Regions from separate parts of the Homo sapiens genome. Here region 2 is linked to region 1. A link is a contact called in ENCODE Hi-C or POLR2A ChIA-PET data. All regions are on one chromosome and are shown on one strand. The core of a region is the stretch at or near the end of the contact, and the rest is flanking DNA. Distances in the headings are between cores, read along the strand shown.

What was found. A loop is a pair of places that touch in the nucleus more often than their neighbours do. ChIA-PET counts read pairs that join two places held with the same protein, here RNA polymerase II (POLR2A). Pooled maps may share reads with other maps.
Region 2: a loop to region 1 is called in a pooled map, with 2.8 times the contacts of the local background. The contact joins two enhancer-like sites. A Hi-C loop is called at or near these places in 1 of 168 maps with a recorded cell type or tissue (GM12878) and 2 of 50 pooled maps. POLR2A ChIA-PET finds 5 or more read pairs at or near these places in 3 of 52 experiments (A549, SK-N-SH and WTC11).

The regions. Positions count from the first base shown.
Region 1 is chr17:38,884,742-38,891,993 of GRCh38, reverse strand. LASP1 (LIM and SH3 protein 1) reads right to left here. Exons shown (of 7, transcript NM_006148.4): 3 at 1,490-1,574. Among named protein-coding and RNA genes, the nearest start is that of LASP1, 18 kb to the right of the region's middle. Within about 2 kb of position 1,478, at least 5 of the 41 ENCODE cell types and tissues checked have a DNase peak (open chromatin) inside an H3K27ac peak, as active enhancers do.
Region 2 is chr17:39,127,923-39,134,242 of GRCh38, reverse strand. All of the region lies in intron 2 of PLXDC1 (plexin domain containing 1), which reads left to right. Among named protein-coding and RNA genes, the nearest start is that of PLXDC1, 21 kb to the left of the region's middle. Within about 2 kb of position 2,950, at least 3 of the 41 ENCODE cell types and tissues checked have a DNase peak (open chromatin) inside an H3K27ac peak, as active enhancers do.

The sequences.
Region 1 (7,252 bases), core at 229-2,728:
CCTCAAACTCCCAAGTAGCTACGACCACAGGTGCACACCACCATCTCTGCTCGTTTTTTTTTTTAGGGACCAGGTATTGCTATGTTGCCCCAGCTGGTCTCGAACTCCTGGGCTCAAGTGATCCTCTTACCTTGGCCTCCCAGAGCACAGGGATTACAGGCGTGAGCCATGGCTCCCAGCCCTAAACTACAAAACTTCTCAACAGCATAAGGAACTATCATGTTTATTATTAAGGTAGAGACTGTTTCTTGGGGAGTGGATAGTCCCTGGGTTAGACAAACCTACATTCAAAGCTGCCAGTGTCTATTTCCTCTTCTCTGAAGTGAAGTGATGCTACAGCTGCACAGGGCTGGGTGAGGATTAAACGAGCTCACACGCCGGGAGCACTGAGCCCTCCATCGTCAGCTGTGAATATTATTATTGCCTCTCCTACCCGCAGGACCTCAGCTAGTCCCTCAAAGTCGCTGGGCCTCAGTCGCCTCATCTGTAACAATGGGGAAGATAGCACCTTCCTCACAGGGCTGCTGGGAGGATGCTGAGAGAGGGTGCATGGAAAGCCTGACAAAAGGCAGGGTCGGTTCTCCCTGATGGACCCGGGCAGTCACATCAAGATCAGGCAGCAGGAGTCCCCTCTGGAGGAACTGGGAGAGATCCCCTCTGTGGCCCGGGTGGAACCTCTGCAGTCTTCTCCCGATCCTGAGTGGGTCCTGGGCGCGCTGCCCACGTGGTAAATTCCCCTACATGTATTCTCGCGCCTAATCCTTCATCGGCTGAAGCCCCGCCCCACCCCACCCCACCTCATCACTGGCCAGGTTTGTCCCAGGAGCCCTCGCACCCCCAGGCAGGGTGGGTCAGCTGTTCTGTTCTCAGGACTCCAGACCCTTTGCTTATTCCTCCGTGTCCCCTAAAGACCAAGTTCTCCCTAGGCCTGGAACCCGTCCTCCCCTCCTACAGGGGCACATACCTCCCACTCAGCAGTGTTCTGGAAAGTCAAGCCAAAGGAGACAGAGGCGGAACAGCCCCCTATCCTGTGCCCCCATGGCAGGGCCCCCTTCACACCTTGCCCTTCAGTGGGTGGAGGTTTGGGACGCGGCTATAGAGGGTTGGTTGCCCAGCCTCAGACTGGCATGACCTGGAGGGGCAAATTCCCTGGTCCTCCCCAAACCCCTCCTTTGTGGGTGAGTGTGAATGGGGAAGAGGGAGGGGAGAGTGGCTTCCTGGAGGAGGTAGGCTTTAGGGAGCCCCAGAGCGGGCTCAAATAGACACCCACACCTCTCCAACCCCCTCTAGGTAGGAAGTGGGAGAACGCTCTACCCTGCTCCTTTGATAAAGTCAGGGGTGGGGTCAAGATTAAAGGCAATGCTAGGATTTCAGCACCTTGGCCTTGCAGAGTAACCGCAGGGGAAGGTACTCTTGCCAAATGCCGACCTTACAACTTCCCTCCCCAGCATCCCTCCCTGCCAGGCCCCAGCACCGCCCAGCCCCTCACCTGACTCTGGAGCTCACTCTGTTGCTTGAGGCGAAGGTTTTCCGGGGTGTCCGCCACCATGGTGAAGGACTGCTTGGGGTAGTGTCTGCAGGACAGAAAAAACAGAGTGGGGGTGACTCTGGGGGAGGGGCAGGAGCCTCTGGGCTTCTCACAGAGCATGCCCTCCTGGGAACTTCGTCCTATGCTTGGGCACGCCCTGGCCCGGCCCCACAGGAGGACTTCAGTGTCCACCACCAAGGCCGAGGGGAGACAAGCGTTTCTCAGACTCAGCTGGGACTGGCTGACCTGGGAAGACGCAGCAGGCATCAGTGATGGGCCAGCCAAGGAGAACTGTCCTGAGCGAAAGGATGGCCACTGGGCCACTCTCTGAGGGTTGAAGGTTACCCTTGTTTGGGGATAATCCATGCCTTGTGCCTACCACACATGGAGGTCGAGGCAACTGGGCCCGGCTGGGGGAAGATGGGCACAGGTGAGTCAGGACTAAGCTTTCAGCTAAGACCAGAAGTGGAGACCGACCATGCAGAGGAGAGCAAGGGGGAGACAGAAAAACAAAGGGACACACATATCCAGGGGGACTTCCTGGAGGAAGTGGTGAGAGAGAAAACACACGGTTAAAGTGGTATTTCAAACGGTTAACAAGGTCCAACCTAACTGGAGGGTAGGTGGGAAGGCCAGCTTGAGGACAAAAAAGGAGGTCACCTGAGGGTGACAGGTAAAATACAGGTTGAGTATCCCTTATTGGAAATGCTCAGGACCAGACGTGTTTCAGATTTTGGATTTTTTCTCAGATTTTAGAATATTTGAATATCCATACTGAGACATCTTGGGGATGGGACCATTTCCTATATACCTCATACACATGGCCTGAAGGTAATTTTATACAATATTTTAAATAATTTTATGCATGAAACAAAATTATTGACTGCTTTTTGACCTATGACCTATCACATGAGGCCAGGTGTGGAATTTTCCCTTGTGGCATCACGTCGGCACTCAAAGCTTTGCATCTTGGAGCTCTTCAGACTCTGGATTTTTGGATTAGGGCTGCTCAATCTATAGTAACAACAGTGAATTAGGCCGGGCGCAGTGGCTCATGCCTGTAATCCCAGCACTTTGGGAGGCCGAGGCGGGCAGATCACGAGGTCAGGAGTTCAAGACTAGCCTGGTCAATATGCTGAAACCCCGGTCTCCACTAAAAATACAAAAATTAGCCGGGTGTGATGGCGTGCGCCTATAGTCCCAGCTACTCAGGAGGCTGAGGCAGGAGAATCGCTTGAACTCAGGAGGCAGAGGTTGCACTGAGCCAAGATCCTGCCATTGCACTCCAGCCTATGTGACAGAGCCAGACTACGTCTCAAAAAGAAAAAACAAAACAAAACAAAAAAAAACAAACAGTGAATGTTCTCCCTGTGCTAAGGGCTTATGTGCCCTAGTTCACCGAATTCTCACAGCCACCTGTGTGACTGGTATTCAGCGTACCCCTTTGACAGATGGGAGAACTGAGGCCAGAGAGGTTAAACAACATGGCCAAGACACACAGGGATCCAGATTTGCGCCCAGACGATTTCTTCAGTTCATGCTGAACTTAGCCGCCAATTTCCAGGCCCAGCACAGCCTGGTCCCCAGGAAGAGGGCCTGGCTTGGAGGCAGCCGAAGCCACGGCAACCCTCAGAGCCTGCAGAGACCTCCAGAAGACTCTGGTCCAACTCCCTCATTTCAGAGGAGGAAACGGTGTGCTGGCACCAGGCACTTCTCCCTTAGCAGTCTTCATAATTAACTTATTTATCACATCAATGTATTGTCTTCTCTCTCCACTACTTCTCTATGAAGGGAGGGATTTTGGGGTCTCTTTTGTTCATTGATTTATCTCAAGTTCCTAGAATAGTAGGCGATGCTCAGTAAATATTTGTTGAATAAACAAATGTCAGGCTGGGCATGGTGGCTCACGCCTATAATCCCAACACTTTGGGAGGCCAAAGCAGGTGGATCACTTGAGGCCAGGAGTTCGAGACCAGCCTGGCTAACATGGCGAAATCCTGTTTCTATTAAAAATACAAAAATTAGCCGGGCACCGTGGCGCATAGCTGTAATCCCAGCTACTCAGGAGGCTGAGGCAGGAGAATCACTTGAACCTGGGAGGTGGAGCTTGCAGTGAGCCAAGATCCGCCACTGTACTCTAGTCTGGGCGAGAGCAAGACTCTATCTCAAAAAAAAAAAAAAGTCACGCCAGGAATTGAAGCTGGTGCAGGACTAGAACTCAGCCCTTCTCCATCCCTCTCTCATCACAAGGTCCCCTAGCAAACCAGCTGCAGGAGAGACAGGCAGCTCTGAGCCATGTGGTTTGTGTGTATGTGCTGCTATGAGAAATGTCTGGGGGTCTGCATGGGCCCCAATTACTTCAGGGACTGGTGGGTGGCTTCTCCAAGCCGGAGCCCGTCAGGCCATTTTTAGCCCTGGGTGACCACAGCCCACCACAGCTATGACCCCTGCAGATCCCTGACTCACAGGCTGCACCCAGGTAAGCCATAGATGGCCTCCTGGGACCTCTTCCTAGGCACGTTCCACCCAAAACTGACACACTCGAGAGCTAAGAACGAGCTGCCCCTCTGCTCGGCATGTTCTCCTGCCGCCCACATGGCCGTGCATCAGAGCTACCTGTAAACAGGCGACTTCCCCTGAGGCCACCACTTGTGAAGGGCAGGGCTCAGGATTTGGAGACCTCAATCAAAGGAGCATAACTTGACAGGGCCCAGTGCAGGGCTCTGGCCCTGCCACTGACTTACTGGGTGACCTTGGCAAATCCTTTTTCCCTTGGGCCAGTTTCACTGTCCCGGATCCAGATGATCCTAGCGGTGCCCGTCCCCCAGCCCTCACCTGGGTCCTGGCCACCCAGGTCAGCCCAGACTCGCAGTTCCTCCAGCAGAGGAAGGGAAGATGAGGAAAGGCAAACACAGGTGTCCGCAGCTGGCAACAGACGTGGCCTGTGATGAATACGTGGCCAAGTCTGGGGTCGTCCCCGTGCAGCCAGGGCCACCCACAGCTGAGGAGCTCCCTTCAAAGTTCCTGTACAATTCCAGGCCAAGGGATGATCAACCACGAGTCTGTTCCTAGAGACCAGAAAGGGAAGATCTCTAGCAGGGCTGGCAGGCCCTGAGGCCCTAAGAGGGAGCGCTTCAGAGACGAGACGACCCTCCTCCCAACATCAGAGCCATTCTGCAGACTGTATGGGCAGGGGCTGTGGTGAGGCAAGCACATGGAAGTAGAGGCACATGTGGCAAAAGCAGGGTGGGGGAGAGGAGACCTCCGGGCAGCTCTGGCCCAGCACTCGAAGACTCAATTCTGAGAAGATGAGGCTGGTTAGCATTTGATGGGGAGGGCTAGAGGCAAGCAGGGCAAACACATCCTCCAGACCCGGTCTGCAAAACCCTGGGGTTTCTCATTGGCCAGAATGCACAGGGTTAAAACAGGCCAGGCTGGGTGCAGTGGCTCACGCCTGTAATCCCAGCAGTTTGGGAGGCCAAGGAGGGCAGATTTCTTGAGCCAGGAGTTTGAGACCAGCCTGAGCTACAGAGCGAGAGCCTGTTTTTATTAAATAAATAAATAAAACAGAGGCCAGCTCCAGTGCCCAAAGACCGCCAGACAGGTGCACCTGACGTGCCCCACCCATTCCACAGTCTGAAGTTCCTACACACACTGCACTGTGCCTCACACACGATGAATATATAGATGTGCCCTCTGCACCGATGGGCGCCTCCAAGACACCCAGGCAGCAGCTGCATTGAGGCCATGTCCACACACCCCCTGCACCCCACACTGTGTCCCTCTGCTCACCCTACACCCACCAGACGGTCTCGGGAGCCCCTCCAACATGCAGCAGGCACCTTGGGTGGGGTTGGCAGGTACTTCATCCTCTTCAGAAGCACCCTTCCCCCTAGTCTCAGCCCCCGACAGCTGGAGTGCTAATCCCATCAGAAGGGAAGTGGGGGTGAGCCAGCCCAGATGTGAGCTCAGCTTAATTTGGCAGGAGTGAGGGAGGATTTTAATCCTGCATCAGATTAACTAGATTAAAGAGGCACTCCAGAGCCTCCAAGCTCCTTCCCCTGCCCACTAAGCCCAACCCCAGGCAGAGGAAGGCAGGCAGACAGCTTGGGCTATATTCCTCTTGCTGGGTCAACCCTGTCCCCTCCCCACAGCCCACAGTCCCCAGTCCCCAGCCCCCAGCCCTGGCGAGACGACTCTGCCTTTCCCTCTCCCGGCTCACTACGCTTCAGGTTTCCATGGCAACCTCATCTTCAGCTCCAGGCAGGAGAGCAGCAACAGTGAGAGAGAGAGTGAGGAGAGAGCGAGAGCGAGACAGAGAGAGAGAGAGAGAGAGTGAGAGTGAGAGAGCGAGTGAGAGAGAATGAGTGAGAGAGAGAGAGAGGTCTACGGGGGTTGAGGAAGAGGCACAGACAGCAAGGGGGTCCTCAACTAAGGAGAAGCCCATGAGGGCAAAGTCAGGAGACTGTGTCTATAGGATCTTTCTGGATAATTTAGGTGAGGAGGACAAGTGTCACGGGTTTGTTTCTAGAAGCAAAGGCATGAGAACATCAGTGCTGCACCCCTCCCCCCACCAGCATGCCGGGCTTCAAAGAAAGCTCCAACTGATTTGACCTCCCTCCAGAAACAATTTTTGGGAATTCTACCTTTTCCCTTCCTGCCCATCCCATCCATTACCCCTAGATCCCAGCAGGGATGGCTGGAAATGTGTGCATGCCAACATGGGTGCTAAGACAGACCAGGGGCCACCCGTCCCAGCTGGTGACTCCGCTGGAACCCAACCCCATGACAGACTGGGCCATGGCGAGGAATGAGGGACAGGTGATCAGCTGGGTGCAGGGCAGAGTCCAGAGCACAGCTGTCCTTTGTCCCATAGGCCAGCCTGTACTGGCCCCTTGTTAATCATTCCAAGTGGGTGGTGGGCTCTCTGCAGGTGCCCCACCCACCCTTCCTCCCTGCTATCAGCTGCTCTGGGGAGTTTGCAGGGAGAGGCATGTAGGACAGGAAGAAGCGGGGCAGGAACAGGGACTGGACAGGGATAGGGCAGGGCAAACAGGCAGCTATTGGCAGCAGCCTCGGGCTTCAGGACAATTTACAGAGACACAAAGCAACATCTTGGCACACTGAGTCCTGTGCACATTCTCTCTCAAAACCCACCACACAGCTTTAGGCTGGCATTCTCATTGTGCCGTTTTACAGATGAAGAAACTGAGGTCCAGTGTCAAGGACAGAGACCTTGCCCAAGGCATTCTCCTCTACACCACAGCTGCCCAGACAGCGAAGGGGAGGCCAGATGGACCCCAGCCACCTCCAGCACTCAGTTCTGGGGAAAGATGTGCTTGGCAGGTTGGGTGCAAAACAAAGCACTTCATCCTTCAAACCCAACTCGTTTCCAAGCTCGGCCATTATGAGAGATATTCTGGGGCCTCTCAGCCACACCTGCTTAGGAGCTGCCTATCCCTCTGAACTTTTCAAAGGTATATGATACAGGTCGGGCACGAAATGCCAGCACTTTGGGAGGCCGAAGCGGGCGGATCATCTGAGGTCAGGAGTTCAAGACCAGTCTGGCCAACGTGGCAAAACCCTGTCTCTACTAAAAATACAAAAATTAGCCGGGCGTGGTGACACACGCCTGTAGTCCCAGCTACCCAGGAGGCTGAGGCAGGAAAATCCCTTGAACCCGGGAAGCGGAGGTTGTAGTGAGCCGAGATCACACCTCTGCAC
Region 2 (6,320 bases), core at 1,701-4,200, 240 kb before region 1:
TTGCTCTGTCGCCCAGGCTGTAGTGCAGTGGCACGATCTCGGTTCACCGCAAGCTCCGCCTCCCAGGTTCACACCATTCTCCTGCCTCAGCCTCCCAAGTAGCTGGGACTACAGGCGCCTGCCACCACGCCCGGCTATTTTGTATTTTTAGTAGAGATGGGGTTTCACCGTGTTAGCCAGGATGGTCTTGATCTCCTGACCTCGTGATCCACCCACCTTGACCTCCCAAAGTGCTGGGATTACAGGCGTGAGCCACTGCACCTGGCCTATTTTTCTCCGTATTACTTATCACCTCCTGCATCAAATTATGTGTATCAGCCAGTCACAGTGGCTCACGCCTGTAATCCCAGCACTTCGGGATGCTGAGGTGGGAGGATTGCTTGAGGCCAGGAGTTTAAGACCAGCCTGGGCAACACAGTGACACCCCCATCTCCACAAAAAATCCATTTTTAAAAAGTTAGCTAGGTATGGTGGTGCACGCCTGTAGTCTTAGCTACTTGGGATGCTGAGGCTGTAGGATCGCGTGAGCCCAGGTGTTGGAGGCTGCAGTGAGCCATGGTCGCGCCACAGCACTCCAGCCTGGGTGACAGAGCAAGACCCAGCCTCAAAAAAATAGAAAAGAATGATCCATGTATTGGTGTCTGTTGCCTATCTTCCCCCTGGAATGTAAGCACAGGAGAGCCGGGACTGTGCCTGGTCCATGACAAGCACTCCTTTGAATGAACAAAGGAAGTAGGGTTTTCGACATCCTAGTCTCCAAAAACAGGGTTGTAGAAGGGAAGAGTTCTGCCTGGTGTGATTGTCCCTGGTGTGAGTCACTGGACACAGGAGCCTCTAAGGACCCCAACTCTGCTAACTTGGATTCCCACACACATGAGAGAATGTCAGTGCTTACACACACCAGGGTGTCTGCACACGCCCGAGACTCAGGTGGCTCCATACCCAAACTCTACCCTGCCCTCGTCCTGTTAGGCCTTGTTCTGGGTGGTGTTCACCTGAGAATGCTGGTGATACCCCCAGCAGCCAGACCGCAAACGCCCTTTCCCACTATCTGCCCACCCCCAACCTGGAGAATGGGTGGCCCTGGCTGGGAGTCCGGCACAGGTGTCCAGAGTCACCTGTTTCTCCCATGCCTCTGACAGCTCAGCATCACTGTGGCCTAAGGAAGTCTCATCTAGATGATGGGTTGGCGGCAGAGGGTGGGCAAGATAAGAGGAGAGTGGCGGGAAGGGGCTGTTTCAGCAAGTTTGATTTGGTCTGTCTCACAGAGTTTTCTTGGGTTTCAACAGGAACACTTCCTCTGTTCATCTGGTATCACAGCTGGGTTTGGCCAACAGCAACCAGGCTCTGGGACCCTCTGCTCTGGGGCCATATCAAGGGACTGAGGGCTGGCGGGTGGGCTGCCATGCCTTTTGCCTCCCCCTACACAAACCCCAGTGCCCCATCACCTTCCTCCATCGTTCCTCAGTAACCCTCCTGGCTGCGGACCTCCCCTCTGGCTCAGCCCCCTTGACTCAGCTCCTCCATCCAGACCCTCTGCCCAGCTGCCTCCATTCAGCCCTCTCTGCCCAGTGCCTCTGCCAGGCACCCCCCGCCAGGCCATCTCACCACAATGCTCCTTCCAATTCAGAACCTCTTGCTTTGGAGGCCTCGAGGCGTCTAGCCTGCCCTCCCAGTCCCAGGGTGAGCTGGCAGCTCCGAGGACCCTGGTCAGAACCATCTCCTCCCTAAAATGCATTCCCACACCCAATCTACCACCACATCACAGTGGAAACAGGACTCTTGTCCAGACTCAAGATTTCCGGAGATTTTCCACCAAGACCAATTCTGAGGCCCTGGGGACACTGGGCGTTTCGGGGACGGGAGCAGGAGAACTGGGGAAGCCATAGTGCTGAGTCAAGAGATCCTGGGATGTGCTGAGTCAGAGATCCTGGGATGTGCTGAGTCAGAGACCCTGGGATGTGCCACAATTTATTCTCAAAGAGGCTGGAAAGGGGAGGTCTTGGCAAAGGTTCTCTTCCTTTGAGGATTTCAAAATTCTACTCCAATGTTTACTTGGTTCCATGGTTCAGGTTTAGAGCCAGAGTTTGGGGGAAATCAAGCATAAGAACATTTAGATTTGAGGAGGTGCCCCTCCCTTTCACCCCCCTTACCTCCCAATCTCCCCCATGGCCCAGCATCCCTGAATTCCTCTCTCTTCTCTGGCTCAAGCAAAACCTCCTGGCTTGTACATCACCATAGCAGGCCCCAGGAATGCGAGGGACCCTGTGTCAGGGCAGGGACCCCATCATCCAAGACAGTTGGCAGGGAGAGTGCAAGACCTGCCTGGTTTCTACAACCTTCCAAAGGAGGCAGCTCCCGAAAGAAGGTTTTCAGAACGCAGGGCCTTGGGAGACAGGAAGCCAGTCAGACTCCTCGCACAAACCACAGGGGGCAAGCAGTGCTCCTCCAAGAACCTGGCCCCACCAGGGTGCTCAAGGGAACGAGGTAAGGAGGCCAATCCCGGAAGATTCTGGGAGCAGAGTTGGGGGGTGGGTGGAGGGAGGGGAAAGTTAGGAGCCAAGTTTTGAAGAGAGAGAAGATAAAGGTTGTCTGGGCATGGTGGCTCAGGCCTGTAATCCCAGCACTTTGGGAGGCCAAGGAGGGCATATCACTTGAGGTCAGGAGTTCAAGACCAGCCTGGCTAACATGGTGAAACCCCGTCTCTACTAAAAATACATAAATTAGCTGGGCATGGTGGTGCACGCCTATAATCTTAGTTACTCGGGAAGCTGAGGCAGGAGAATCGCTTGAACCTGGAGGTGGAGGTTGCAGTGAGCCAAGATCATGCCACTGCACTCCAGCCTGGGCGACAGAGCGAGATTCTGTCGCCTAAAAAAAAAAGAAAAGAAAAAGAGAGAAGAGATTCTGTGAGAAGAAAGCATGTCCAGGGAGGCAGGAGGTGGAGTGCAGATGTCGTCTCCAGTGCTGTGGAGGAGCCCGGCAGTCCTGGCCCTCGATCTTGGTCCTGACACAGACCAGCTGCATAGCCTTGGGCTGGATACTTAACCCCTCAGTTAACAAACCTGACATTTAGAGCCCCTCCAAGCCCTTGCTAGCTTCACATTTCCCAAATGGGTGGTAAATACCAATCTCACAGAGTTGATTTAAGAGCAGAATATGAGGCCCATGATGGTTCTTGGTCCTGGTGGTCTCCCCTCCGCTTCGGGTCACAACACTGCTCCCGGCTACTCAGCCCCAGGTGGTTTTCTCCCGGTCCGGTTCCTCTTGCAGGCCATTTTCCTTTCTCCTTGGGCAGGGTGGTGTGTTGGTTGATTGGTTAGTTTCTTTTTTTCTTTTTTGTTGAGATGAAATTCACATAATATAAAATTAACCATTTTAGGCTGGGTGCGGTGGCTCATGCCTGTAATCCCAGCACTTTGGGAGGCCGAGTTGGGTGGATCATTTGAGGTCAGGAATTCGAGACCAACCCGGCCAACGTGGTGAAACCCCGTCTCTACTAAAATAATACAAAATTAGCCGGGCGTGGTGGCATGCTTGTAATCCCAGCTGCTTGGGAGGCTGAGGCAGGAGAATTGGTTGAACCCAGAGTGGAGGTTGCAGTGAGCTGGGATCACGCCACTGCACTCCAGCCTGGGCGACAGAGCAAGACTGTCTCAAAAATAAAATAAAGTAAAATAAAATAAACCATTTTAAAGTGAACAATTCAGTGGCATTTAATAAATTCACAATGTTGTGCAACCAACCCCCCATCCAGTTCCAAAACCTTTTCTGTTTTGTTTTTGTTCTTGAGAAAGGGTCTTGCTCTGTTGCCCAGGTTGGAATGCAGTGGTGGGATCATGGCTCACTGCAGCCTCGACCTCCTGGGCTCAAGGGATCTTCCCACCTCAGCCTCCCAAGTAACTGGGACTATAGGCATATGCCACTACAACAGGCTAATTTTTAAATTTTTTGTAGAGACAAGATCTCACTAAGTTGCCCAGGGTGGTCTTGAACTCCTGGACGCAAGTGATCCTCCTGCCTTGGCCTCCCTAAATGCTGGGATTACAGGCATGAGCCACCGTGCCTGGCCCCAAAACATTTTCATTACCCAAAAGAAAACCCTTTACCCATTAAGCAGTTGCTCCCTGTTCACTCCTCCACCCCAACCCCTGGCAACCACCAATCTGTGTTTTATTTCTATGAAGTTACACATTCTGGATATATCATATAAATGGAATCATATAATATGTGATGTTTTATGTCTGGTTTCTTTCACTTAGCATAATATTTTCAAGGTTTATCCATTTTATGGCTGTATAATATTTAATCGTATGAATGTACCATAATTCGTTTATCCGTTTATTTATTGATAGACATTTAGGCTGTTTCTACCTTTTGGCTGTTGTGAATAGTGCTGCTGTGAACATGTGTAAATGTACTTAAATTTCTTTCCCTTTCTTTCTTTCTTTCTCTTTCTTTCTTTTTCTTTCTCTCTTTCTTTCTTTCTTGCTTTTCTTTCCTTTCTTTCTTTTCTTTCTTTCTTTCTTTCCTTCTTTCTTTCTTTCTTTCTTTTCTTTCTCCCTCTCTCTCTCTTTCTTTCTTTCTCTCTCTCTCTCTCTCTTTCTTTCTTTTCTTTCTTTCTTTCTGACAGAGTCTTGCTCTGTCGCCCAGGCTGGAGTGTAGTGGCGCAATCTCAGCTCACTGCAACCTCCGCCTCCCGGGTTCAAACGATTCTCCTGCCTAAGCCTCCCAAGTAGCTGGGACTACAGGCGCGTGCCACCATGCCTGGCTAATTTTTGTATTTTTAGGAGAGACGGTGTTTCACCGTGTTATCCAGGATGGACTCGATCTCCTGACCTCGTGATCCACCCACCTCAGCCTCCCAAAGTGCTGGGATTACAGGTTTGAGCCACTGTGCCCAGCCTCTTTTTTTTTTTTTTTTTGAGACAGAGTCTCGCTCTGTCGCCCAGGCTGGAGTGCAATGGCATGATCTTGGCTCACTGCAACCTCTGTCTCCTGGGTTCAAGCAATTCTTGTGCCTCAGCCTCCCGAGTAGCTGGGATTACAGGTGTGTGCCACCACGCCCAGCTAATTTTTGTATTTTTAGTAGGGATGGGATTTTGCCATGTTGACCAGGCCGGTCTTGAACTCTTGGCCTCAAGTGATCCACCTGTCTTGGCCTCCCAAAGTGCTGGGATTACAGGCGTGCACCACCGCATCTGGCATGAGTATCTGTTTTTTTCTCTCTTTTGAGATGGAGTCTTGCTCTGTTGCCTAGACTGGAGTGCAGTGGCACAATCTCGGCTCACTGCAACCTCCACCTACCAGGTTCAAGCCATTCTCCTGCCTCAGCCTCCCGAGTAGCTGGCACTACAGGCGCGTGCCACCACACTCAGCTAATTTTTCATACTTTTAGTAAAGACAGGGTTTCACCATGTTAGCCAGGCTGGTCTCGATCTCCTGACCTCGTGATCTGCCCACCTCGACCTCCCAAAGTGCTGGGATTACAGGCGTGAGCCACTGCACCCGGCGAGTATCTGTTTTGAATTCCTTGGGATCTATACCTAGAAGTGGAATTGCTGGGTCATATGGTAACTCTGTGTTTAACTTTTTGAGGAACTGCCAGACTGTTTTCCACAGCAACTGAACTATTTTACATTCCCACCAGCAATGTATGAGGGTTCCGATTTCTCTACATCCTCGCCAACACTTGTTATTTTCCCTTTTTTAAAAAATTATAGGGCTGGGTGCTGTGGCTCATGCCTGTAATCCCAGCACTTTGGGAGGCCTGGGTGGGCGGATCATCTGAGGTCAGGAGTTTGAGACCACCCTGGCCAACATGATGAAACCCCGTCTCTACTAAAAAAATACAAAAATTAGCTGGGCATGGTGGCTTGTGCCTGTAATCCTAGTTACTCAGGAGGCTGAGGCAGGAGAATCGCTTGAACCCAGGAGGTGGAGGTTGCAGTGAGCCGAGATCGCGCCACTGCATTCCAGCCTGGGCAACAAGAGTGAAACTCTGTCTCAAAAAAATATATATATACACACACACATATATATACATATATATACACACATATATATATACATATATATACATATATATACACACATATATATACATATATATACACATATATATATACATATATATATATATATACACATAGAGAGAGAGAGAGAGAGAGAGAGACAGAGAGAGAGAGAGAGAGAGAGCTGTCCTAGTGGGTATGAAGTGGTACTTCATTGTAGTTTTGATTTGCATTTCCCTAATGAATACTGATATTGAGCATCTTTTTTTTTTTTTTTTTTTTTTTGTGAGATGGAGTCTCACCCTG